3 separate regions of the Homo sapiens genome follow, and regions 1 and 2 are each linked to region 3. A link is an interaction called in ENCODE POLR2A ChIA-PET data of the cell type or tissue named here. Cell type or tissue: HepG2. All regions are shown on one strand.

Evidence for each region. Peaks named below come from ENCODE experiments on the same cell type or tissue, not always from the same donor. Only the 100,000 strongest peaks of a DNase experiment are listed, where the experiment ranks them.
Region 1: POLR2A ChIA-PET joins it to region 3 with 15 read pairs; 11 of 35 experiments call an interaction of 5 or more read pairs at or near these places.
Region 2: POLR2A ChIA-PET joins it to region 3 with 10 read pairs; 9 of 35 experiments call an interaction of 5 or more read pairs at or near these places.

Annotation. Positions count from the first base shown.
Region 1 is chr20:31,607,598-31,615,597 of GRCh38, forward strand. No RefSeq gene overlaps it. Among named protein-coding and RNA genes, the nearest start is that of MIR3193, 4.4 kb to the left of the region's middle. RefSeq lists cis regulatory regions at 805-1,380, 2,926-3,524. In HepG2, CTCF peaks have their summits at 3,023 and 5,418 (motif pointing left); DNase peaks (open chromatin) are centred at 434, 1,104, 3,214, 5,404 and 1 weaker place; H3K4me3 peaks cover 1,271 bases.
Region 2 is chr20:31,630,862-31,638,861 of GRCh38, forward strand. COX4I2 (cytochrome c oxidase subunit 4I2) reads left to right here and starts at 7,051. Exons shown (of 5, transcript NM_032609.3): 1 at 7,051-7,101. RefSeq lists enhancers at 2,842-3,342, 3,343-3,843 and a silencer at 6,972-7,111. In HepG2, a CTCF peak has its summit at 3,568 (motif pointing right); a DNase peak (open chromatin) is centred at 3,590; H3K27me3 peaks cover 642 bases.
Region 3 is chr20:31,693,030-31,701,029 of GRCh38, forward strand. All of the region lies in intron 2 of BCL2L1 (BCL2 like 1), which reads right to left. The region is part of intron 3 of BCL2L1-AS1 (BCL2L1 antisense RNA 1); the gene reads left to right. Among named protein-coding and RNA genes, the nearest start is that of BCL2L1-AS1, 22 kb to the left of the region's middle. RefSeq lists enhancers at 5,025-5,972, 6,356-6,405. In HepG2, no CTCF peak of the experiment used is centred here; DNase peaks (open chromatin) are centred at 3,302, 4,312, 5,962 and 6,322.

The DNA.
Region 1 (8,000 bases), 85 kb before region 3:
ACACTGTGGGTTTCTGTGTGTATAACTGTTCTATAGATTGGTTGGCATTCCTGGGCCTCTGCGGGTCTGGAGTGAAGGTGGGGACAGCTGTGTTTGGGCAAACCCTTCCTCAAAAGTTCACGTGGCAACTCCCTGGGCTATCGTTAGGTCCTGGGGGCACCAACCCTCAAGGATTGCTGCCAGGTAAACCCCCCTGTATTACATATGGAGAAACTGAGTCCCAGGAATGACAAAGAACTTGTCCCAGACAGGTAAGGGCTATTAATATATTTTGTCAATAAACAATAGAATAAAATCAATAGCCCTTAGCACCAGAAGCCTGGCTCTGCTCAACTGAACCCTTTACAAAAACGATTTCATGGATCCCTGTGGGGCTAAAGGCAAGACTGTGATCCCAGTTTTACAGCAGAAGGAACAAGCTCAGAGAGGGGATGAACAAAAAATCAAATGAAAGATTATGATTTGAGCACTAACATTAAGCCAGGTACACCCCCTCCACAGTTTATGGATTTTATCGAAGAACCCAGTACTTGCAGGCGAATTATGTTCTTTGCTACCTCCTCCCCACCGGCTGCTGTATTACAGTACTAACCTCACGGAATGTAGTACAGAATAAATGAAATAAAGTAAGTGTGTAAAACGTTTAGCACAGTGCTTGGCACAGAATGTTTCATAGTTATAAATTATTATTGTCGCCTGTGAGTCCTTGGAGTGTCCTCGGAGGCACACGTGTGCACGCACGCACTCTCACGTGTGGGCCCCCGCCTGCAAGCCCACCCACGGGGTCTGAGCGGGTTCCCCCTCGCGTACTCCGACATGCAGGGCCTTTTTCCAGGGGAGGAAGGGGCTGCGGCGGGGGCCTGGGCCACCTCCCCCGCCATTCAGGCACACTCTGGATTCCACGTTTCCCTCTGTTCCCCTTTGGCCCAGACCCAGCCCATCTGGAGGCCGGCTCCGCGGCGGCCTGGGAGCGTTTCCATCAGCTGGGCCCGAGGAATGCGGAGCTATTTAACCTGAGCATCCCCAGGTGTACGGAGGCGCCTGGCTGTCTGGGGCCCGCAGCCTTTGGCACAGCCGCGCTAGACAAACAGCGCGCCGCCCCCGCCCTGCCCCTCCGCCCCCAGCTGCAGCCGGGCCTGGGAACCGGCGGGCGCCGGCGGCTTGCATAAGAGGCTCCGGGCCTCGCAGAGGGAGGGGGGACAGAGGCCACCGGTGTGTGTGCATGTAACACACAAAACCCTGCTCCTTTGGAAATCATTAACTCCTTAACCCCTCCTGGACAGGACGAAGCCAGGAGCTGGGGTGGAAGATGCCGAGAAACCCGAGGACCAAGTTTCTTGGGCACTGGACTCTGCCTTTCCGGGGCTGTACTGTTAATTTTATTTAAGAAATACAGAGAGCTTATTGTGTGCTGGGCACCATGCTAAACTCTTTACAATATCAATTCATTTAATCGTCAGAACTTGTTAACGAGGCCAGTGCTATCATCATATGCTCATTTTAATAAGAGCAACCACCACCACTACAACAAGAGTAATAGGCTAACATTTTAGTAGGGAGGCAGGTAGAACACAAGCCCAGAATCAACCTTGATGCTCATCACTTCACCTGTCAGAGCCTCTTCTTTTTTGGAAAACGGGCTTCAGAACCTGGGCTTCAAGGATTAATTGAACCAATGCACCTAAAAAGCATAGCACAGGCTCATGGTAGATACTTAGTGCATATTGCAATAAAGTGTTTTGAGCGGATTGTCTCAACAGCCCTACCAGGTGTGGGCCTACTGGTATATTCACTTTTTTGGTTTTTTTGAGACAGAGTCTCCCTCTATTGCCCAGGCTGGGGTGCGGTGGCACCATCTTGGCTCACTGCAACCTCCACCTCCCAGGTTCAAGTGATCCTCCTGCCTCAGCCTCCCGAGTAGCTGGGATTACAGGCACGTGCCACCATGCCCAGCTAATTTTTGTATTTTTTTTGTAGAAAAGGGTTTTCACCATGTTGGCCAGGCTAGTCTCGAACTCTTGACCTGAAGGGATCTGCCCACCTCAGCTTCCCGAAGAGCTGGGATTACAGATGTAAGCCACCGTGCCCGGCCTGTGTTCACTTTTCAGATGAGAAAACGGAGGCATCAAAGAGGTGAGGTGACCCACCCAAGGCCACATTGCACATTACCTTAGAGGACTTTCCAGAAATCAGACTTGTCTAAATCAGGTTTATGAGGGGCCTCATGTTCCCACAGTATGTCCAGTTTATAAAGCCTTTCATCTTATTTCCAACTGAAATCATACCTGGTCATTATATTTATTTGTTTTAAAAGCATAACTCAGATAAATGCAAGAAATATACACATATCACAATTTTTGCAACCCATATTGGGGAATGTCTATTTTTTTTTTTAAGACAGTTTTCCTCGTCACCCAGGCTGGAGTGCAATGGGGCGATCTCGACTCAACCGCAACCTCCGCTTCCCAGTTTCAAGCAATTCTTCTGCCTCAGCTTCCCAAGAAGCTGGGATTACAGGCATATGCCAACACGCCCAGCTAATTTTTGTATTTTTAGTAGAGACAGGGTTTCACCATGTTTGCCAGGCTGCTCTCGAACTCCTGACCTCAGGTGATCTACCCTCCTCAGCCTCCCAAAGTGCATGAGGCCACCGTGCCCGGCTCTTTTTTTTTTTTTTTTTTTTTTTTTGAGACAGAGTCTCGCTCTGTCGCCCAGGCTGGAGTGCAGTGGCGTGATCTTGGCTCATTGCAACCTCCGCCTCCCGGGTTCAAGCAATTCTCATGCCTCAGCCTCCTGAGTAGCTGAGATTACAGACGCGCACCACCACATCTGGCTAATTTTTATATATTTAGTAGAGACGGGGTTTCACCATGTTGCCCAGGCTGGCCTCGAACTCCTGACCTCAGGTGATCAGCCCTCCTCAACCTCCCAAAGTGCTGGGATTACAGGCGTGAGCCACCACACCCGACCCATGCCAGTCACTCTTATTGAGCACCAGGAACTGCCAGCCAGAGAGAGCTCCCTGCTGCCCAGTGTCACACACAGCAGGGCTTCCTGGTGGCAGGCAGGTCTCACATCCTAGCATGGCTGCCGGAAAGAAAGGAGGTGAGTCACAGGGCCAGGCCAGGAGCTGGGCGAGGCTGGGGCCAGGGTCCAGGCAGGCGCCACTTTCCAGGAAAGGGAAGGGAAGAGGAAACCAGAAGGCCAGGAGGAGCACAGGGAGGGGCGAGGGTGCCCTTATCTCCCTGGACCTGCCCTGGCTGGTGCTGCTTCCTGCTGCAACTCTTGCAAAACCTCGTTCCCAACGCTGTCCTCAAGCAGGGTGCCCCAGGCCAGTACAGGGTTGCATCAAGGCCTTGTGCAAGGGGGGTTAAAGGGAGGACAGTGGCTGGGAGCAAAGGCAGGGCAAGAGGCAAGGCAAATGCGGGTTCTAGGCCCAGTGCCACTTCTGGTTGGGCACCTGCTTCACCTCCTGGGCTCTTAGGATCCCCAGCATTTTTTTTTTTTTTTTTGAGACGGAGTCTCACTCTGTTGCCAACCTCTGCCTCCTGGGTTCAAGCAATTCTCCTGCCTCAGCCCCTCCAGTAGCTGAGTCTACCGGTGTGCACCACGACGCCCAGCAATTTTTGTATTTTTAGTAGAGACAGGGTTTCTACATGTTGGCCAGGTTGGTCTCGAACTACTGACCTCAGGTGATCCACCTGCCTTGGCCTCCCAAATTGTTGGGATTACAGGTGTGAGCCACTGCACCCTGCCATCCCCAGCATTTTTTTTTTTTTTTTTTTTTTGAGACAGAGTCTCCCTCTCTTGCTAGCCTGGAGTGCAGTGGCAGGAGCTCAGCTCACTGCAACCTGTGTCTCCCAGGTTCAAGTGATTCTCCTGCCTCACCCTCCCAAGTAGCTGGGGTTATAGGCACGTGCCACCACGCCCAGCTAATTTTTGTGTTTTTAGTAGAGACGGGGTTTCACCGTGTTGGCCAGGTTGGTCTTGACCTTCTGACCTCGTGGTCTGCCCGCCTTGGCCTCCCAAAGTGCTGGGATTACAGGTGTGAGCCACCATGTCGCCCAGCCTCATTCCCAGCTTTTAAATGGGTGTTATACTCACCGTTTTGAGGTTTCAGTGATATCATCCCAAACCTTTGCACTCCTCAAGCCTCAGGCTAGGCCATTGTACTTCTACCTGTGAAACTAGCCCCAACTGGTTCTTTCAACAAATAGTTTATAAAGCTTCTACAATATACTAGGAACCGGGCCCCAGGAGTTAACAATTCAGATACAAATTCTTGCAGTCTTGGAACTTACATTCTTAGTGGGAGACACGCAGTAGATAAATATGCAGATGTGTAATCAGAGGTGCATTTACCTGGAAATTACTTAAGCTTAAACTTCAAGCCTCCTCACATGGAAAGAGTATCAGCCATGTGTTAGCATGATTTCTGTGTGTTTTGCAAGATTTGCAAAATGTTGTATTCTTTTCCTTAGAGGCTGCACAAACCTAGATCCTCTTCTTTATATATAGACGAGACCGAGCAGGGCCCAAGCTTGAAGGCATAGCTGCAGAAGACAAAGAATCGTGTCTGTGGGTGCTGTTCGTTGCTTGGGTTTGTTTTGTTATTTTATTAATTTATTTTTATTTATTTATATATTTTTTGAGACAGTTTCCTCCTTGTCACCCAGGCTGGAGTGCAATGGTACCATCTCAACTCACTGCAACCCCCGCCTCCTGGGTTCAAGCGATTTTCCTGCCTCAGCCTCCCAAGTAGCTGGGGTTACAGGTGCCTGCCACCACGCCCAGCTAATTTTTTTTTTTTTTTTAATTGTGAGACAAAGTCTCGTTCTGTCACCAGGCTAGAGTGCAGTGGCGCAATCTCGACTCATTGCAACCTCTGCCTTCTGGGTTCAAGCGATTCTTCTGCCTCAGCCTCCCGAGTAGCTGGGACTATGGCGTGCACCACCACGTCCAGCTAATTTTTTGTATTTTTAGTAGAGACGGGATTTCATCATGTTGGCCAGGATGGTCTCCAACGCCTGACCTCAGGTGATCCATCCGCCTCGGCCTCCCAAAGTGCTGAGATTACAGGCGTGAACCACCGGGCCCGGCCTGTTGTTGTTTTAATAGAGACGGGGTCTTGCATGGTTGCCCAGGCTGGCCTCAAAATCCTGGGCTCAAGCAATCCTCCCGCCTCTGCCTCCCAAAGCACTGGGATTACAGGCGTGAGCCACCCTGTCCGGCCCGGTTTTTGGGTTTGAGACCCTAAAATCTCTGGGCGGCAGAGAAGAGCTGGGAAGCGGGCCAGCGCTTTCCAGAGCACCTGGTCTCATGCAGCTGCAAACGCAGGCGCTGTGCCCGCCCCCGTCTTCCTTTGGCCACCAGCGCCCCCTCCCGGGCAGAGCCCGGGCTATGCCACCGTGGGCGAGAAAGGCGGCCTGGTTGCGGCGAGAGGCGGAGGCTGATGCCTTGGTGGCCTCTAGTGGACGCCTTGGGAACTGCAGTCAGAGCTGCAAGCGTGTTAGGAGAGTGAAGAGTTCTGCGCACATGTAAACCCTCAGCCCCTTCTCTCAGGCCCCCTTTGGCTACCGTTTCCCCCATTCTCTCATCCTCTTTCCTCTTCCTTGCTTGTGACAACCCCCTATGAGCCTCATTCCCTCCCTTTTTTTTTTTTTTTTTCTGAGATGGAGTCTCGCTCTGTCGCCCAGGCTGGAGTGCAGTGGCACGATCTCGGCTCACTGCAACCTTCGCCTCCAGGGTTCACGCCATTCTCCTGCCTCGGCCTCCGGAGTAGCTGGGACTACAGGCGCCCGCCACCACGCCCAGCTAATTTTTTGTATTTTTAGTAGAGAGGGGGTTTCACCGTGTTAGCCAGAATGGTCTCGATCTCCTGACCTCGTGATGCGCCCGCCTCAGCCTCCCAAAGTGCTGGGATTACAGGCGTGAGCCAGCGTGCCCGGCATTCCTTCCCTTTTAAAGGAGGAGATCTTGGGCTAATCTTGGAAATTTCTTTTCTTTTTCTTTTTCTTTTCTTTCTTCTTTCTTTTCTTTTCTTTTTTTTTTTCTTTGAGACGGAGTCTGGCTCTGTCGCCCAGGCTGGAGTGCAGTGGCTCGATCTCGGCTCACTGCAAGCTCCGCCTCCCGGGTTCACGCCATTCTCCTGACTCAGCCTCCCCAATAGCTGGGACTACAGGCGCCCGCCACCGCACCCGGCTAATTTTTTTGTATTTTTAGTAGAGACGGGGTTTCACCGTGGTCTCGATCTCCTGACCTCGTGATCCGCTTGCCTCGGCCTCCCAAAATGCTGGGATTACAGGCGTGAGCCACCGCTCCCGGCTTTTTTTTTTTTTTTTTTTTTTTTGTAGCCCAGGCTGGAGTGCAGTGGCGCGATCTTGGCTCATTGCAAACTCATCTCCTGGGTTCAAGCGATTCTCCTGCCTCAGCCTCCCGAGTAGCTAGGATTACAGGCGCCAGCCACCACGCCTGGCTAATTTTGTATTTTTGGTAGAGACGGGTTTCTCCATGTTGATCAGGCTGGTCTCGAACTTCCGACCTCAGGTGATAAGCCTGCCTCAGCCTCTCAAAGTGCTGGGATTACAGGCGTGAGCCACGGCGCTCAAGCTAATTTTGTTTTTTGTTTTTGTTTTTGTTTTTTGTTTTTTGTTTTTGAGGCAGAGTTTCACTCTTTCGCCCAGGCTAGAGTGCAGTGGCGCAATCTGGGCTCGCCACCAAGCCTGGCTCATTTTTTGTATTTTTAGTAGAGATGGGGTTTCACCATGTGGACCAGGCTGGTCTTGAACTCCTGACCTCAGGTGATCTGCCTACCTCGGCCTCCCAGAGTGCTGGGATTACAGGTGTGAGCCATCACGCCTGGCCTAATCTTGGAAATTTCTTTTTTTCAATTGTGAAATGTATCACACCTACAATAGAGCAGATATCACACGTCTGCAGTTTAAAGATAATAATAAAACCGGCCAGGTGCGGTGGCTCACGCCTTTAATCCCAGCACTTTGGGAGGCCGAGATTGCGCCACTGCACTCCAGCTTGGGCAACAAAGACTCTGTCTCAAAAAAAAAAAAAAATGTGTGTGTGTGTGTGTGTGTGTATATGTGTGTATATATATGTGTGTGTATATATATGTATATATGTATGTGTATGTATATATGTATATATGTATATACATATGTATACATGTGTATATATGTATATATGTATATACATATGTATACATGTGTATATATGTATATACACATGTATACATGTGTATATATGTATATATACACACATATATGTATATACACACATATGTATATATACACATATATGTATATATATAAAACTATAAAACACACAAGTACCAGCCTCTCTGCTTGAAATAGAATATTAGTTCATTTGAAGCCTGTGTTTGCCCTTCAGGATAAAATCCCCATAAGATTTTACCTCTTATCCAGAACTTTGTGTTAATCAATTGCTTGTTCTTTTATTTTTTTTCACATATGTACAAGTATGCATCCTTAAACAATCCATTACTTGATATTACCTGGTTTTGCCTTTTATATAAATAAAATCATATTATATGCAATTTTCTGCAACCTGATTTTCTCATGCAACATGAATTACATGAGAGTCATCCATGTTGATTTCTTGCCTTCATTCATTCATTTCCACCACTTTGTAGTATTCTTTTTTTTTTTTTTGAGATGGAGTTTTGCTCATGTTGCCCAACCTGGAGTGCAATGGCACGATCTCAGCTTACCGCAACCTCTGCCTCCTGGGTTCAAGCGATTCTCCTGCCTCAGCCTCCCGAGTAGCTGGGATTACAGGCATGCGCCACCATGCCCAGCTAATTTTGTATTTTTAGTAGAGACGGGGTTTCTCCATTTTGGTCAGGCTGGTCTCGAACTCCCGACCTCAGGTGATCCGCCACCTTGGCCTCCCAATGTGCAGAGATTACAGGCGTGAGCCACCGCACCCAGCCCACTTTGTAGTATTCTATTATATGATTTATTGCC
Region 2 (8,000 bases), 62 kb before region 3:
TTGAGACAGAGTCTCGCTTGTTACCCAGGCTGCAGTGCAGTGGTGCGATCTCAGCTCACTGCAACCTCCGCCTCCCGGGTTCAAGCGATTCTCCTGCCTCAGGTTCCTGAGTAGTTGGGGTTACAGGCGCCCACCACCACGCCCGGCTAATTTTTGTATTTTTAGCAGAGACAGGGTTTCATCATGTTGGTCAGCCTGGTCTCGAACTCCTGATCTCAGGTTATCCACCTGCCTCGGCCTCCCAAAGTGCTGGGATTACAGGCATGAGCCACGGCGTTGAGCCTATTTTTTTGTATTTTTAGCAGAGATGGGGTTTCACCATTTTGGCCAGGCTGGTCTTGAACTCCTGACCTCACAATCCACCCACCTCAGCCTCCCAAAGTGCTGGGATTACAGGCGTGAGCCACCCCACCCGGGCCCACATGGCATTTTTATGATCTAGAAGTCACATAGCAACTTTCACCATATTCTGCTGTTTAATGCTGTCACAAAGGTACATCCAGGCTGAAGGAAGGGGGACATAGATCCCACACTCAAGTGTCAAGGTCATAATTGTACAATGAGCATGTCGAATTGGAGATATTGATAGGCTATCTTCTTTGAAAATACAATTTGCCACAATTCCTGATAAACTAGTTTGTAAAGCATAGCTTTGGTCTGTGGGTGAGAGGCCGGGTGTATTGCTCCGGTAGAGCTCTCTCAGATGGAACAGGTGAGTGGGAATAAGACTTGCCCTTGAGAGAAGAGCATTTCAGCAGAGGGAAGAGCAATTACAAAGGCCCTGTCATGGGCAAGGTGGGTGTGTTCTAGGAACTGAAGCCCAGTGTGGCTGGGGCATGGTGGGAGAGCAAGAGAGGCTGATGAAGAAGCTGTATTTGGAAGGTTTGGTAGTGGGGACCTTGAACGTCAGGCTAAGGAGTTTATTGGGAAGCCAGCGGTGCCAAGAAAGGCTCAAGGATACCATGAGGCTGTCCCCACATAGGCTGTCCCCACATCTGGGGGCCAAATACCCATGCCCATGTGCAGGAGCCAATTGTGTCTCAGAGAAGACAGAGGCCCTGGCCTCCAGGATGTGAAGGCACTAGTGCCTACCCCTAGGGCTGATGTGACACCTGCACTCCCAGATCTCACCACCTCAGCCCCTTTGCCAGGTTGGACGCCTCCCTCAGCCCCACTCCTCTAGTGTGTCTGCCCTGGTAGGGAGGAGGAGACGGCAATGGTATGAAGAGATCTGACCTGCCCCAGGAAGTTTCCATCTCTAGGCCACCTGTCCTGTCCTGTCCCGGTGAAATCTAGCCAAGGGCATTCATCTACCCCGATCATGCTATGGGTTCTGCGGCAGGCCAGGAAACCTGCCATTAGTGGCCATCCACTCCTATGGCAGTCCCAGCTCAACGTCAGTTTGTTTTTTTGAGACAGGATCTTGCTCTGTCACCCAGGCTGGAATGTAGTGGTGCAATCACAGCTCACTGCAGCCTCGACCTCCCAGGTTCAAGCACTCCTCCCACCTCAGCCTCCTTAGTTGGGACTGCAGGTGTGCGCCACCACATCCTGCTAATTTTTTGATTTTTTTTTTTTTTTTTTTTTATATAGAGACAAGGTCTCACCATTTTGCCCAGGCTGGTCTTGAACTACTGATCTCAAGCAATCCTCCCACCTCAGCTTCCCAAAGTGCTAGGATTACAGGGGCGAGCCACCGTGCCCAGCCCTCAGTGTTGGTTCTGGCCTGGCGTGTCTGTCCACGGTTTTAGAAGCGCTTGCTGGACGGTCCACCAGAGCTGCGGGTCTTCCCGCGACGTCCTCCGAGCCTGAGCTGCTGCCGAGACACCCTCAGCGTTCGGTGATTCCCATAGCTCCGCAGAGCCTCCGCTCCCACAGGTGAGCTGGGTGGGCCTTGCTCTCCGCTCCTGGCCAGGGCCCTCGGCTCACTGACCTCGCCCATCGGCTCGCTGGCTCTGCCCCCTCGGCGCCCGGTTCCCTTGCTGTCGCCTGGCCCCGCTCCTTGTGGTTAGCTCTGCCCACTCTCGCCTCTCCCCGCTCCTCCTGTACTAGACCTCCTCCCTGGGTTCAAGGGGCTCCCGGGCCTCCTGAAGGGCTGGGGGTCTGGGTCTGTGACGCTTTGTCCAGCTCCTCTTCCTATTTTCACCTTAGGGTCCTGCGTGAGGCCTAGCTCTTCCACAGTATCCCCTCTGGGCTGGCAGGCCGGAGGTGGGTCCTGTGTGATACCTAGAGCCTGGCTGGTGGGGGGATGCTGAGGCCATGGCTCAGGTCTTTGCATCTGGGCAGAATCTGGGGGCTCCCTGGAGCTGATCAAGTGAGCGTGAGCTGCCATCCCTCCTGCTGGCAGGTCTCAGCCTATCCCAGAGCTCTCAGCATGTCGGGCCTGTCACGACAAGTGGCCTGAATGCCGTGTCCGGAGTCCCTTCCACCCTTGGACCCCCCGCGGTTCCAGGAGAAGACCCTTATTCCTCGGCTCTGGGACCCCGAGTGGCCTGCCTTAAGGGACAGTCCGTCTCTTCCCAGGTTCAGGACCTTGAAAGGAGGCTCCGCAGTTGTCCTGCAGGCTATATTCACCGTGAGCTACTCAGGGCCGGCCTCCACCCCATGGCCCTCAGTCCGGGGCTGGGCTTCCCCCACAGATGTTCCTTATCACAGCATCACTCAACTTCTGGAGCCTGATGTTCCCACAGAGGCGGGGGCGGAAGAGGGCAGGGAAGAACAGAGGATCGCCTTTCCCAAATGCCTTCCCTTGGAAGACCCTGTGAAACTGAGGAGATGGGGGAAACTGAGGCCCAGAAATGGTGCCGCTTGGCCAGAGTGGCTGTAGTAGAGCCATGCATAGACACAGGCCACTCACTCCAGTGCAGCCACCGCCCTCCCAGCCACCCTGAAAAAGGTCTGGCAAGACTCATGACCTTCCGCCTGGCGCAGTGGTTCACGCCTATAATCCCAGCTCTTTGGGAGACCAAGGCAGGAGGATCCCTTGAGCTCAGGAGTTCAAGACTAACCTGGGCAACATAACAAGACCCTGTCTCTACAAAGCTTAAAAAAAAAAAAAAAAAAAGACAAGGCATGCTCTCCTCCAGGTTCTTAAAGAAGGAGTGTCTTCCCCTGTCCTCTGTCCATAGGGCTGTTCTGTAGAACATCCTGCTCAGTGACCGAGGTAAGGGGTGGTCCTTTTTTTTTTTTTTTTTTTTTGGAAAGGGAGTCTCACTCTGTGGCCCAGGCTGCAGTGCAGTGGTGCGACTTCGGCTCACTGCAACCTCCGCCTCGCGGGTTCAAGCGATTCTCCTGCCTCAGCCTCCCAAGTAGCTGAGATTACAAGTGCCCCCCCCACCACGCCCAGCTAATTTTTGTCTTTTTACTAGAGACGGGGTTTCGCCATGTTGGCCAGGCTGGTCTCGAGCTCCTGACGTCAGATGATCCACCCGCCTTGGTCTCCCAAAGTTCTGGGAGTACAGGCATGAACCACGGTGCCTGGCCAAGGTGATCCTTTTGGGGGTCTCTCACGTTTGGAATTACCTTGGTTGGGGAAGGGGAGGAGCAGCTCCCAGAGTGACCAGCAGAGGGCGCTGGGCCCAACATGGTCAGTTCTGGGAGCTGGACTCTTGGAACTCGGGAAGACTCCCAAGCTGCCTTCTCAAAGTTTTGTCTCTGGCAGCGTCTAGAATGGAGGTGATGTGCACTCTAGGGTCCCTCTAACACCTTCCCTTGAGCCCCTCGCCTTCTAGGCTCATCTGCCCCCAGGACTAAGCCCCCTCCCTTTATTTATTTATTTATTTATTTATTTATTGAGACAGAGTCTCGCTGTGTCGCCCAGGCTGGAGTGCAGTGGTGCGATCTCGGGTCACTGCAACCTCCGCCTCAGCCTCCCTAGTAGCTGGTACTACAGGTATGTGCCACGACACTTGGCTAATTTTTGTATTTTTAGTAGAGACAGGTTTTCTTCATGTTGGCCAGGCTAATCTCGAACTTCTGACCTCCAGTGATCTGCCCACCTTGGCCCCCCAAAGTGCTGAGATTACAGGCATGAGCCACCATGCCTGGCCAGCCTTTAGAAACTGTCTTTAGCAGGCCCCTGTGGACTCACTAGGGTATAGGAACCCTGATGGAAGGCATGGGGGCTGGGCATACCCCATGGACCTAGAGCCAGGAGACCTGGAAAGCTCTGGTCTCCAGGCCACCGAGGGGACCCCCAGCCCTCTCCCATTCATCCACCATCCGTATACTAACAGTCCCGGGACACATTTACTGAACTTGTGCTCTGCTTCATTTGAACACATCACTCCTCTTCTTAACTTTGGTTGCCTCCCACCTTCATTTTATTTTATTTATTTATTTATTTATTGAGACAGGGTCTCATTCTGTTGCCCAGGTTGGAGTGCAGTGGTGCAATCTCAGTTTACTGCAACCTCCACCTCCTGCCTCAGCCTCCTGAGCACCTGGGACTACAGGGGTGTGCCACCATGCCAGCTTAATCACCTTCTTTAAATAAAATCCAAGCTCCTCACTACCGCCTACAGGTCCTTCTCGGTGGTCCAGCCCACCTCTCCCTCCATCCAGCCTCCCCTTTAACCATGACACTCTGGCCAAGATGACCTCTCTTCTTTTGTTATTGTTTTTGTTGTTGCTTTGAGATGGAGTTTCGCTCTTGTTGCCCAGGCTGGAGTGCAACGGTGGGATCTTGGCTCACTGCAACCTCCGCCTCCCAGATTCAAGCGATTCTCCTGCCTCAGCCTCCCGAGTAGCTGGGATTACAGATGTGCACCACCACACCTGGCCAATTTTTTTATTTTTAGTAGAGACGGGGTTTCACCATGTTGGCCAGGCTGGTCTCAAACTCCCGACCTCAGGTGATCCATTCGCCTCGGCCTCCCAAAGTGCTGGGATTATAGGCATGAGCCACCGCACCTGGCTGTCTCTTCTGTTCAGTTGTTTTTTTTTTTTTTTTTGAGACGGAGTCTCGTTCTGTCGCCCAGGCTGGAGTGCAATGGTGCAATCTTGGCTCACTGCAACCTCCACCTCCCGGGTTCAAGCGATTCTCCTGCCTCAGCCTCCCAAGTAGCTGGGACTACAGGTGCATGCCACCACGCCTGGCTAATTTTTTGTATTTTTGGTAGAGATGGGGTTTCACCGTGTTAGCCAGGCTGGTCTCGATCTCCTGATCTTGTGATCCACCTGCCTTGACCTCCCAAAGTGCTGGGATTACAGCGTGAGCCACTGCACCTGGCCTGTCTCTTCTGTTTTTTGAACATGCTGTGTTTTCCTGCCTCTGGGTCTTTGCACAGGCCTTTTCCTCTGCCTAGAACAGAATTGTAAGCCCTGTGGGGGCAGGAACTATGTCTGGTTTTTTTTGGCTCTATAGCCCCCAACATTTATCCTGGTAAACAAGTATGCAATAAATGCCAGCTGAAACAGGTCTTTATAAGTTTTTTTTAAGTTTTTTTTTTTTTTTTTTTTTTTTTGAGGAGTCTCACTCTACCACCCAGGCTGGAGTGCAGTGGTGCGATCTTGGCTCACTGCAACGTCTGCCTCCCAGGTTCAAGCGATTATCTAGCCTCAGCCTCCCGAGTAGCTGGAATTATAGGTGTCCCCTGCCACACTCGGCTAATTTTTGTATTTTTAGTAGAGACGGGATTTCACCACGTTGGCCAGGGTGGTCTCAAACTCTTGACGTTAGGTGATCTGCTCGCCTCCGCCTCCCAGAGTGCTGGGATTGCAGGCATGAGCCACCACGCCCAGTTTTATAAGTAATTCTTGAATAAATGTGCCTGAGCCTTGTCTATTTTTTTTTTTTTTTTTTTTGAGATGGAGTCTCGCTCTGTCACTAGGCTCGAGTGCAGTGGCATGATCTTGGCTCACCGCAACCTCTGCCTTGCGGGTTCAAGCCATTCTCCTGCCTCAGCCTCCTGAGTAGCTGGGACCACAGGCGCCTGCCACCATGCCTGGCTAATTTTGTTTGCATTTTTAGTAGAGACGGGGTTTCGCTGTGTTAGCCAGGATGGTCTCCATCTCCTGACCTCATGATCTGCCCCCCTTGGCCTCCCAAAGTGCTGGGAATTTTTTTTTTCTTTTTCTTTTTCTTTTTTTCTGAGACAGAGTCTTGTTCTGTTGCCCAGGCTGGAGTGCAGTGGCCCGATCTCGGCTCACTGCAACAGCCGCTTCCCAGGTTCAAGTGATTCTCCTGCCTCAGCCCTCTGTGAAGCTGGGACTATAGGTGCGCGCCACCACGCCCTGCTAACTTTTTTTTTTTTTTTTTTTTTTTTTGAGATGGAGTCTAGCTCTGCTGCCCAGGCTAGAGTGCAGTAGCCGGATCTCGACTCACCGCAACCTCCGCCTCCCGGGTTCAAGCGATTCTCCTGCCTCAGCCTCCTGAGTAGCTGGGATTACAGGTGCGTGCCACCACGCCCAGCTAATTTTTGTATTCTTAGTAAAGATGGGGTTTCACCATGTTGGCTAAGCTGTCTCAAACTCCTGACCTCGTGATTTGCCTGCCTTGGCCTCCCAAAGCGCTGAGATTACAGGCATGAGCCACCGCGCCCGCCCAATTTTTCTATTTTTAATAGAGAAGGTGTTTCGCCATGCTGGGCAGGCTGGTCTCAAACTCCTGACCTCAGGTGATCCTCCCGCCTCGGCCTCCCAAAGTGCTAGGATTACAGGCGTGAGCCACTGCTGGCCTAAAAGATGCTTCTGGAGTAGGAGGCATTGGGCCTGGCTGGAAGGTTTGCGTCTGCAAAGGCCTGAAGAGAACATCCCAGGTGGGAGAAACAGCAAGGAGGGGAGGTGTGGAGGAGGCAGGGAGACCCTGTTCTTGGGACTACTGTCTGCAGAGGGTCTCCAGAGGCAGGACCCCGGTAGGGACACTGATGCAGGAGGCGCTCTGCAGTGCCTCCCCCCAATCTGTGGGCCGGGGTGCCCCCAGGGACGCAGGCTGTGCGCTCCCACGCCCTGCCGAAGCAGGACGTTCCCACGCTGGGGCGGCCCCGAGAAAGGCTGTGGGGCGGGCCGGGGGCGGGCGCCCGCACTCAGGTCCCTCCGCAGCGGGTTCTCAGTTGCTCGCTGGGCAGACCCAGGTCGCGCTCCCACTGCCGAGCCCGCGAGGTGAGTGAGTTGGGGGAGGACCCCGCCACCCAAGCCCGCGCGGGTCAGGGGCGCGGCTCGGTCTCCTGCCTTCGCCGCTGGGTCACGCCCCAGTGGTCCCTGTCTTAGAGGGTTGGGGGGCTTCTTGTAGGTTAGAGTTGAAGACTCCTGGGGAGTCTGCATATGTGTGCCATCTCTTTCCCCAAATATAGATTACATCCTCCCTCTCTTGATATGTGGAGCTCTCCCACCCACTAATCATAATCACTGGCCGGAGCCCCTCTTTTCCAGAAGTGTGGGCCGCCCCCTCCCACTTATCACCTGTAGTGTGCCCCCTCCCTCACTCTATTTGTTGGGTGCCCCTCTCTCTCCCTAGATGTGGGACTCCCCTTCTTTTCCCCAGATGTGTGTCTCCCTCCCTCTGACCCAGTTAAGTCCCCATCCTCTAAAGCCCCTCCCCACCACCATGGATGCCAAACCCTGAGTCTTCCCTGGGGGTGGGAGACTGGGCTCAGCCAGACTGGCTAAGCCCAGTCCCCACCCCAACCAGATCCAGCAGAGCAGGCCTGTGTGCACGTAGGCAGCCAATTAGGGGGGAAGGGGTGGGGGCCAGACCGTCTGTCTGTTCTGCCGGTGCAGGGGCCTCTGGCCCCTGCAGGGAAGAGAGACTCAAGAACTGCTCCCTCTCCACCTGGACCCCACCCAGCTTCCTCTGGGGAGCAAACAAGTGAGCGGGGTTCTCCAATCTGGCCAGACTGAGCTGGGGCTGGCACCAGAACCCAAGCCCTCAGCCTCAAACTCTTCAGACCCTGGCCCAAGACTTAGGCCTCCTCCCACTTCTCAGATGGTGAATTGAGGTCCCAAAAAGGGGCTTCAAAGGTCTAGGACCCCCATTGGCCCCCCGCTGGGGATATCAGACA
Region 3 (8,000 bases):
CATAGCACTCCAGCCTGGGCGAGAAAGTGGGACCGTCTCAAAAAAAAAAAACAAAAACAAAAACAAAAAAAAGCATGTAGAAGAATATCCTATATTGTTTAGGAATATATACCTATATATATATAGTAAAACTTAAAAAAAAAAAAAAAAAAAGGTAGCCAGGTGTGGTGGCTCACACCTGTAATCCCAGTGCTTTGAGAAGCTGAGGTAGGAGGATCGCTTGAAGCCAGGAGTTCTAGACCAGCCCAGGCAACATAGTGAGATCCCATCTCTAAAAAAAATAATAATAATAATTAAAAAATTAGCTACTTGGCAGGCTGAGGCAGGAGGATCACTTGAGCCCAGAGGTTTGAGGCTGAAGTGAGGTATGATCATGCCACTGCACTCTAGCCTGGTTGACATGGTAAGATATCACAAAAGAAAACACAGAACTCAGGAGTATGGATGGTGGGGTAGCTGTGATTGGGGAGGGGGTACACAGGGGGCTCTAAGGTACTCACGTTTATTTTTGTTTGTTTTTAGAGACAAGGTCTCCCTCTGTTGCCCACACTGGAGAACAGTGGCGCGATCATAGCTTACTGCAGCCTTAAACTCCTGGGCTCAGGTGATCCCCGACTCAACCTTCTGAGTAGCTGGAGTTATAGGCGTGCACCACCACGCCCAGCTATTTTTTAATTTTAGTTTTTGTAGAGATGGTGGTCTCACTATGTTGCCCAGGCTAGTCTCAAACTTCTGGCCTCAAGCATTCCTCCTACCTCAGCCTCCCAAGTGCTGGGATTACAGGCATAAGCCATCATGCAAGGCAAACATATGTTTGATTATTAATTAATCTGGGTGATGAGTTTACAAGTGATGATTTTCCTATTTTTAAAATTGTACATATGCATTAGATATTCTCTGTTGTATTTATGATAAATTTCTTTAAAAAAAAAAAGTGTACTGAAACAGTGCAATACTCTGAGCCAGAACTGTAACAACTAACTCAACATATGCAGTGTCCGAAGGGTTAAGCCTGTTTCTCTGCCTGTGGGTGGGAGGGCAGGCAGCAGCTGGGGCACAGTGGGAGTTCCTGGCTCCAGCTGGCTCCAGCCTGGATCAAGCACCACGCCCAGGAACTGGCACCTGTAGGGGGGGCTTCTGGACAGGTGGCACCTGTAGCCCTTGGTGACCTGATACATGTGAGAGGCTGGGCCCAGTCAGATGGGTGGTGGGCTTCTGTCAGAGCCCCTCCATCTGGTAAGGAAGTTTGCTGGTGGCAGCTTGGAGCTGGTGAGAAGGGGAAGAGGGTCTAGGACACAGGATGGGGGTGGGGAAGGAAGTGGGTGGGCTGGGCTCAGATACCAAGGGAGGGTGGTGGGATTAGCACCTGCTGAGAATGAGATTAGGTTTCTTGGGAAGGGCTCATCTATCTAATGCTCCCCGAAAGCTGTCTCCCTGTGGCTTTTCTCTGCTGGACAGATGGTGTCTGAGCTGCCTCTTGGAGGGCGGGCTCCTTGAGGGGGTGGTGGAGGTGGAGTGTGACCTGCTGCCTGCTTTCCAGAGGACCTTGAGGCCCTGGGACTTCTTGTCTTCCAACAATAGTAATAAGGATTAGAGCTAACTCTTACTGAAGGTTTACCATATGCCAGGCATTGTCCTAAGCCCTTCATACAAATTACCCTCATTTAGTTTTCACAGCACCCAACTGCCTATCATCTAGACAGTAGGCTTACATTGAAGGAAACTAAGGCTTGGCAAAGTCAAACACTTGCTCAAAGTCAAACAGTAAGCAGGGCCTGGTGGCGTACCTATAATCCCAGGAAGATAGAGGCGGGAGGATCACTTGAGCCCAGGAGTTCGAGACAAGCACAGGCAACATAGTGAGACCTCATCTCAAAACAACAACAAAAACAAAACAGTAAGCAAACTAGGACTTGAATGCAGGCAGTTCAACTCCACAGCCCTAGCAGGAAATCACTATCAGCCAAGGCATCTTCCCCTTATTAAATGGCAGTAAGGACTTTCCAGTTTCTTAAGCCAAAAACCTGGACTCCTTTCTCTCTCACCTCTTATCCAGCAAACATCAGCAAATCCAGTTGGTCCAACCTTCAAATTGTATTGAAGCTCTGACCACTGCTCGCCACTTCCACCACCCATCCACCCTGGTATAAACTGCTGTTATCACCCACCTGGCTTCTCACTGGTCTCCTGCTCCCGCTCTTACCCATAGAGTTTGTTCTCCACATCAGAGAGATCCTTCTAAAACCTGTCACTTCTTTGCTTAAAAATCCTCCATGCCTTTCCACTGCCCTTAAAGCAAGGTCCCATGTGGCCCTACAAGACCTGGCCCCTGGTGACGTCTCAGACCTGATTCCTACCACTGGCTTACTCTACTCTGGCCATACTGGCCAACTTGCTGTACTTTAAATATGTTGGAGAGTCTTTTTTTGTACTTGCTTTATTTTTTAATTTTTTTGAAACAAGGTCTTGCTCTGTCAGCCAGACTAGAGTGGAGGGACAGGATCATAGCTCACTGCAGCCTCAAACTCCTGGATTTAAGCCATCTTCCTGCCTCAGTGTCCCGAGTAGCTAGCTAGGACTACAGACATGCACCACTATGCCCAACTAAACTCTGGCTTTGTCGCTCTGGCTGATCTCAAACTCTCAGCATCAAGTGATCCTCCTGCCTTGGCCTCCCAAAGTGTTGGGATTATAGGCGTGAGCCACTGCATCTGGCTTTTTTTTGTTTTACGGCTTGCTGTTCTCTATGCCTACAACACTATTCCCCCATATATCCGCACAGCTCATGCCCTCACTGCATTCAGATCCAATGTCACTTTATCAGAGAGGCCTTCCTAACTACCCTACCCTTCCTTTTCCCATCCCTAATCCCTTTTCTCTGCTTTATTTTTCCCTATATCACTAAATACTACCTCACATGTTATTTATTTTTTAGAGGTGGGTTGTCACTATGTTGCCCAGGTTGGTCTCGAACTCCTGGGCTCAAGCAATACTCCCACTTCAGCTTCCCAAAGTGCTAGAATTAAAGGCGAGAGCCACCATGCCTAGCCCTGACATGTTAATTTACTTAAAATCTGTCACCCACCTTGGAATGTCCACTGGGTGAGAATAGGGACTTTGGTTCGTTCAGACTGTATGTCCAACCTTTAGCTCAGTCCCTGATATATGACAGGAATGCAATAAATACTTGTTAATGAACAAATGAATGAATGACCAATATCCCTCAGGAAATGACTCAGACTCAAAGGGGAGTAAGGCTGCCTGAGTGTCCTTGGCTTTCACAGCCCTGATGACCTTTGGTACCCCATGGCAGCGGTCAACGTCCTTCCCTATTATGAAATGTCCTGGGTGCATAGCATCACCACTGTGTCATCTACTTGTGCCTGCACCCATGCAAACACACAGGGACACAAAGCTGGAAAAGGGCTGGTTTTGAGAAGGAGTAAGCCTGGGCAGTTGAAACCCAGGTTCGGTGTACTCTAGGGCACTTACTTCTAGGTGACTGTCCTTGCCACTGCTGGCGTACCAAGGTCTCCCAGTCATATGCCCATGCACTGTATACATTTTGGCATTTATTCTCATGAATAAAGTGTCATTAGAGGCCAGACACTGCTGGCTAACGCCTGTAATCGCAGCACTTTGGGACGTCAAGGTGGGAGGACTGCTTGAGCCCAGGAGTTAGAGACCAGTCTGGACAACACAGTGAGACCTTGTCTCTACTAAAAATTTAAAAATAAGCTAGTCGGCCGGGTGTGGTGGCTCACACCTGTAATCCTAGCACTTTGGGAAGCCGAGGCGGGTGGATCATCTGAGGTCAGGAGTTCGAGACGAGCCTGGCCAACGTGGTCAAACTCTGTCTCTACCAAAAATACAAAAATTAGCTGGGCATGGTGGTGGGTGACTGTAATCCCAGCTACTCGGGAGGCTGAGGCAGGAGAATCACTTGAATCCAGGAGGCGGAGGCTGCAGTGAGCCGAGATCAAGCCACTCCAGCCTGGGCAACAGAGCAAGACTCTATCTCAAAAAAAAAAAAAAAAAAAAAATTAGCTAGGCATGATGGCATGTGCCTATATTTTAGCTTCACTATTTTCACATGTAAAATGGATGTCACAGGGCATATGGCTCCTTGGAATATTACATGAGATAACATATTTAAATCATTCAGCAGTATACTTAGCACCCATGGAGTGCTCAATGGATGGTAGCTCTGTAGATCAGCTCTCAATAGAGGGACAGGCCATTAGATAAGCTTGGGGAAGGCTTCCTGGAAAAGACTGGCTTGGTACTGGACTTTGGAGCCTGGATAGAATATACATGAATGTTGGCTGGAAGGAGCCTATTCAAATGGAAGAGGGAAGAGGACAGGCTTTGGATGCTGGCAGTTTGCTGTGTAATCTTTAACAGGTGACTTTCTTTTTTTTTTTTTTAGACGGAGTCTCGCTCTGTCACCCAGGCTGGAGTGCAGTGGCACGATCTTGACTCACTGCAACCTCCACCTCCCGGGTTCATGCCATTCTCCTGCCTTAGCCTCCCAAGTAGCTGGGACTGCAGGTGCCCGCCACCACGCCCGGCTAATTTTTTGTATTTTTAGTAGAGACGGGGTTTCACCGTGTTAGCCAGGATGGTCTCAAACTCCTGACCTCATGATCTGCCCACCTCATCCTCCCAAAGTGCTGGGATTACAGGCGTGAGCCACTGTGCCCGGCCTAACAGGTGACTTTACCTCTCAAAGTCTCAGTTTTCTTCTCTGTAGAATGTGGATACCACTAGAGCATACCTCATAAAACTGTTGGGAGGATTAATGAGGTGCTATACTGATAAGTGGAAACCACTGAACAGAATCCTCAGCATGTGCTGTTGCTGTTTTTTTTTTTTTGAGACGGAGTCTCGCTTTGTTGCCCAGGCTGGAGTGCAGTGGCACAATCTCAGCTCACTGCAATCTCCACCTCCCGGGCTCAAGCAGTTTTCCTGCCTCAGCCTCCTGAGTAACTGGGATGATAGGCACACGCCATCATGCCTGGCTAATTTTTGTATTTTTAGTAGAGATGGGGTTTCACCATGTTGGCCAGGCTAGTCTTAAACTTCTGACCTCAAGTGATCTGCCTGCCTCGGCCTCCCAAAGTGCTGGGATGACAGGCGTGAACCATCGTGCCCAGCCTGGTGATCCTTTAAAAATGTATGTCGGACTGTCATTTCTTGGTTCAAAACCCTCCAATGACTCTTTTTTCTGAGACAGGATTTTGCTCTGTCGCCCAGGTTGGAGTTCTGTGAGATGTGTTCATAGCTCACTGCAGCCATGAACTCCCAGGCTCAAGTGATCCTCCCACCTTAGCCTCCTGAGTAGCCAAGATTATTGGCATGTGCCACCATGCCTGACAAATTTTTTGTAGAGATGGAGGTCTCACTGTACTGCTCAGGCTGATGTTGAATTCCTGGGCTCAAGTGATCCTCCCACCTCAGACTCCCAAAGTTTTGGGATTACAGGCATGAGCTACTGGACCCAGTCGATTTTCCTTCTTTTTTTTTTTGGAGACGGTCTCGCTTTGTCACCTAGGCTGGGGTATAGTGGTGTGAACATGGCTCACTGCAACCTTGACCTCCTGGACTCAAGTGTTTCTCCCATCTCAGCCTCCCGAGTAGCTGGGAATACAGGTGCGAAACACCACACCCGGCTAATTTTTGTATTTTTTTGTAGAGACAGAGTTTCGCCATGTTGCCCAGGCTGGTCTCAAACTCCTAAGCTCAAGCAATCTGCCTGCCTCAGCCTCCTAAAGTGCTCAGATTACAGGCATGAGCCACCACACCTGCCCTTTTTTGCTTTTCAATTAGTGAGTCAAGGGGAGATCTCCAATATATCTCCAATAGTGTGGTGGCTGGTCTGCTCTGAAATGTAAGCAGTTTTTTTTTGTCCCCTTGACCAGACTCTAAAAGTCTTAAGGTCAAAAAGTCCACAAATAACGTTTTGTTTACCCATCCTACAGTGCTAGGCCTAAGCCTCGGACTTAGGCAAAGGAGATCAGAAGGGTCATATGGCTAAATGTAGGTGGACAAGAGGGAGTCGGGGAGGGCCTTCCTGTGAATCCTCCTGCCTCTCAAGGACGCTCTGTTCCCTTAGCTTGAGAAGCCTTGAGGAAAGCTTTTTCCATGAACAAGCTTTTAAAAACCTTTTAGCTCTTTAAAAGCAGCAAGTACCATTCCAGTCATGACCCTGCAGACAGGTGGAACACCCATACTCCAGCCTCATTCTGAAGAGACTTGCAGAGCAGGAAGGAAGGGGTAATGACTTTCAGTTCCAGTAATGTATCTAGAAGCAGCAGCTGATTCAGCTAGATGATGTCACCTTCCCAAACCTCCTGACCAGCAGCTGAGATGGTAAAAGCAGGAAACAGGGGATACTCAGCTGGCTAAGTCCGAACATGCCTCTGGCAAAGGCCTACAGTAACCCCAGGCTCTGGAGGCATCCTCCTGAAGATGAGGAGAAAGAGTCCTCTCAGCTGGGAGTACAGTAGGTGTCCTTCAAGACCCTCAAACCAAGATGCTTCTCCAACTCTCCTTTTGCTAAGCAGCTTTCTGCATATCCTGAACCAACAATCCTTCATTTATTCCAAGAGTGGAGCAGGGGAAAGAAGCCTGGCTTTAGAGCCAGCCCAATCTAGGTCCAAATCCAGGATTCACCACGTAAAGCTGCAGGACCCTGGCATGCAACTTCACTTATCCAAACCTTAGTTTCTTTACTGGAAAAGAAAGTAGGGCTAATGGACCATTTAGCACACAGTCTAGGTGAGGGAATTAAATGAGAAAATGCATGTAGAGTACCTGACATGGGCTAGGTGCTCAATAAATGGTAGTCAACCATTATCCCATTGGATCTCTGCAGAGGAGATTTGAAAGATCACCTCCATCTATAACACAAAAGGAAACAAAGGTACCAACTAGACCCAACAGTGTCAAAGCTGAGTAACTGAGTTGGCCCATGCATATAGTTGCTTCCTAGATATTCCATTACTCAGTTTCATTTTCTGTACAGCATTTAACCCAATCCCTGAAATAATCTTGTTTGTTTCTCGGGCTAGCTGTCTCTCCCATTAAAGTAAGAGTTCTACAAGAGCAATGTCCTTGACCTTATCTTGTTTATCTTAGCATCTTCAGCATGTAGCACAGGGCCTGGCACATAGTTGGTGCTCAATAAACATTTGCCGAATCGCCAAATGAATAGCACCTGGGATGGCCAAAAGCTAAACTGACAATGGCCCCACACTTAACTCCTCCCCTCACTATTAGTTGAAGGCTCTGGCTCCCATTTCAGAAGCTGCCATTGCCACCTGGGAATCAGCAGCCCAACCAGTGGCCAGCATGGGCATTAGTCCCTGGGCACGACCTATCTATTGGGATACCAGGGCTGCCAAGGAGGGCCTTGGAATCCTCCCCCTGGCACTTGAAGATCCTACAAACCTGGTTCTAGCTGACCTTTTTGGCTTTATTACCTAATGAAAGAGACCCCTCCACATATGCCTAAAATTTGACTGCCACTGCCCACGGGTCTCTTCTTGAGAGTTGGTCTCAGCCTGCAAATCTTAACCCACATTGACTCTCCTACTGGGAGCTACAGCCCCTCTTTTCTCCGCTTTGTGGTAAGGCTCGGTGTAAACCTCACCTCTTCTGTGAAGTCCTTCCCTCATTTGGCATTTAGCATTTATTGTTGGCTTTTACAAGATCTCCTTTCATGTATATTATGTCTTTTCTCTCTAATTCAACTGGAAGTATCTTGAGAGCAGAACTGGGTTTCCAATGGCAATATCTCAATTAATAAACCTTCTACAGAAAAGACTCCTTGAAACAAAGTTAGCTAGGTCCAGAGAGGACTGGAGAGGGGTCTAGGCTCCTCCCTGCTGGACCAGCCCCTTTGGCAAAAAGAGGAGATCGTGTTGCCTCAATCCAGGAGCCCAGCTGATGAGGCAGGAAGGGAGCCAGCAAATCCTAGACTATTAGGTGCAGTCTGG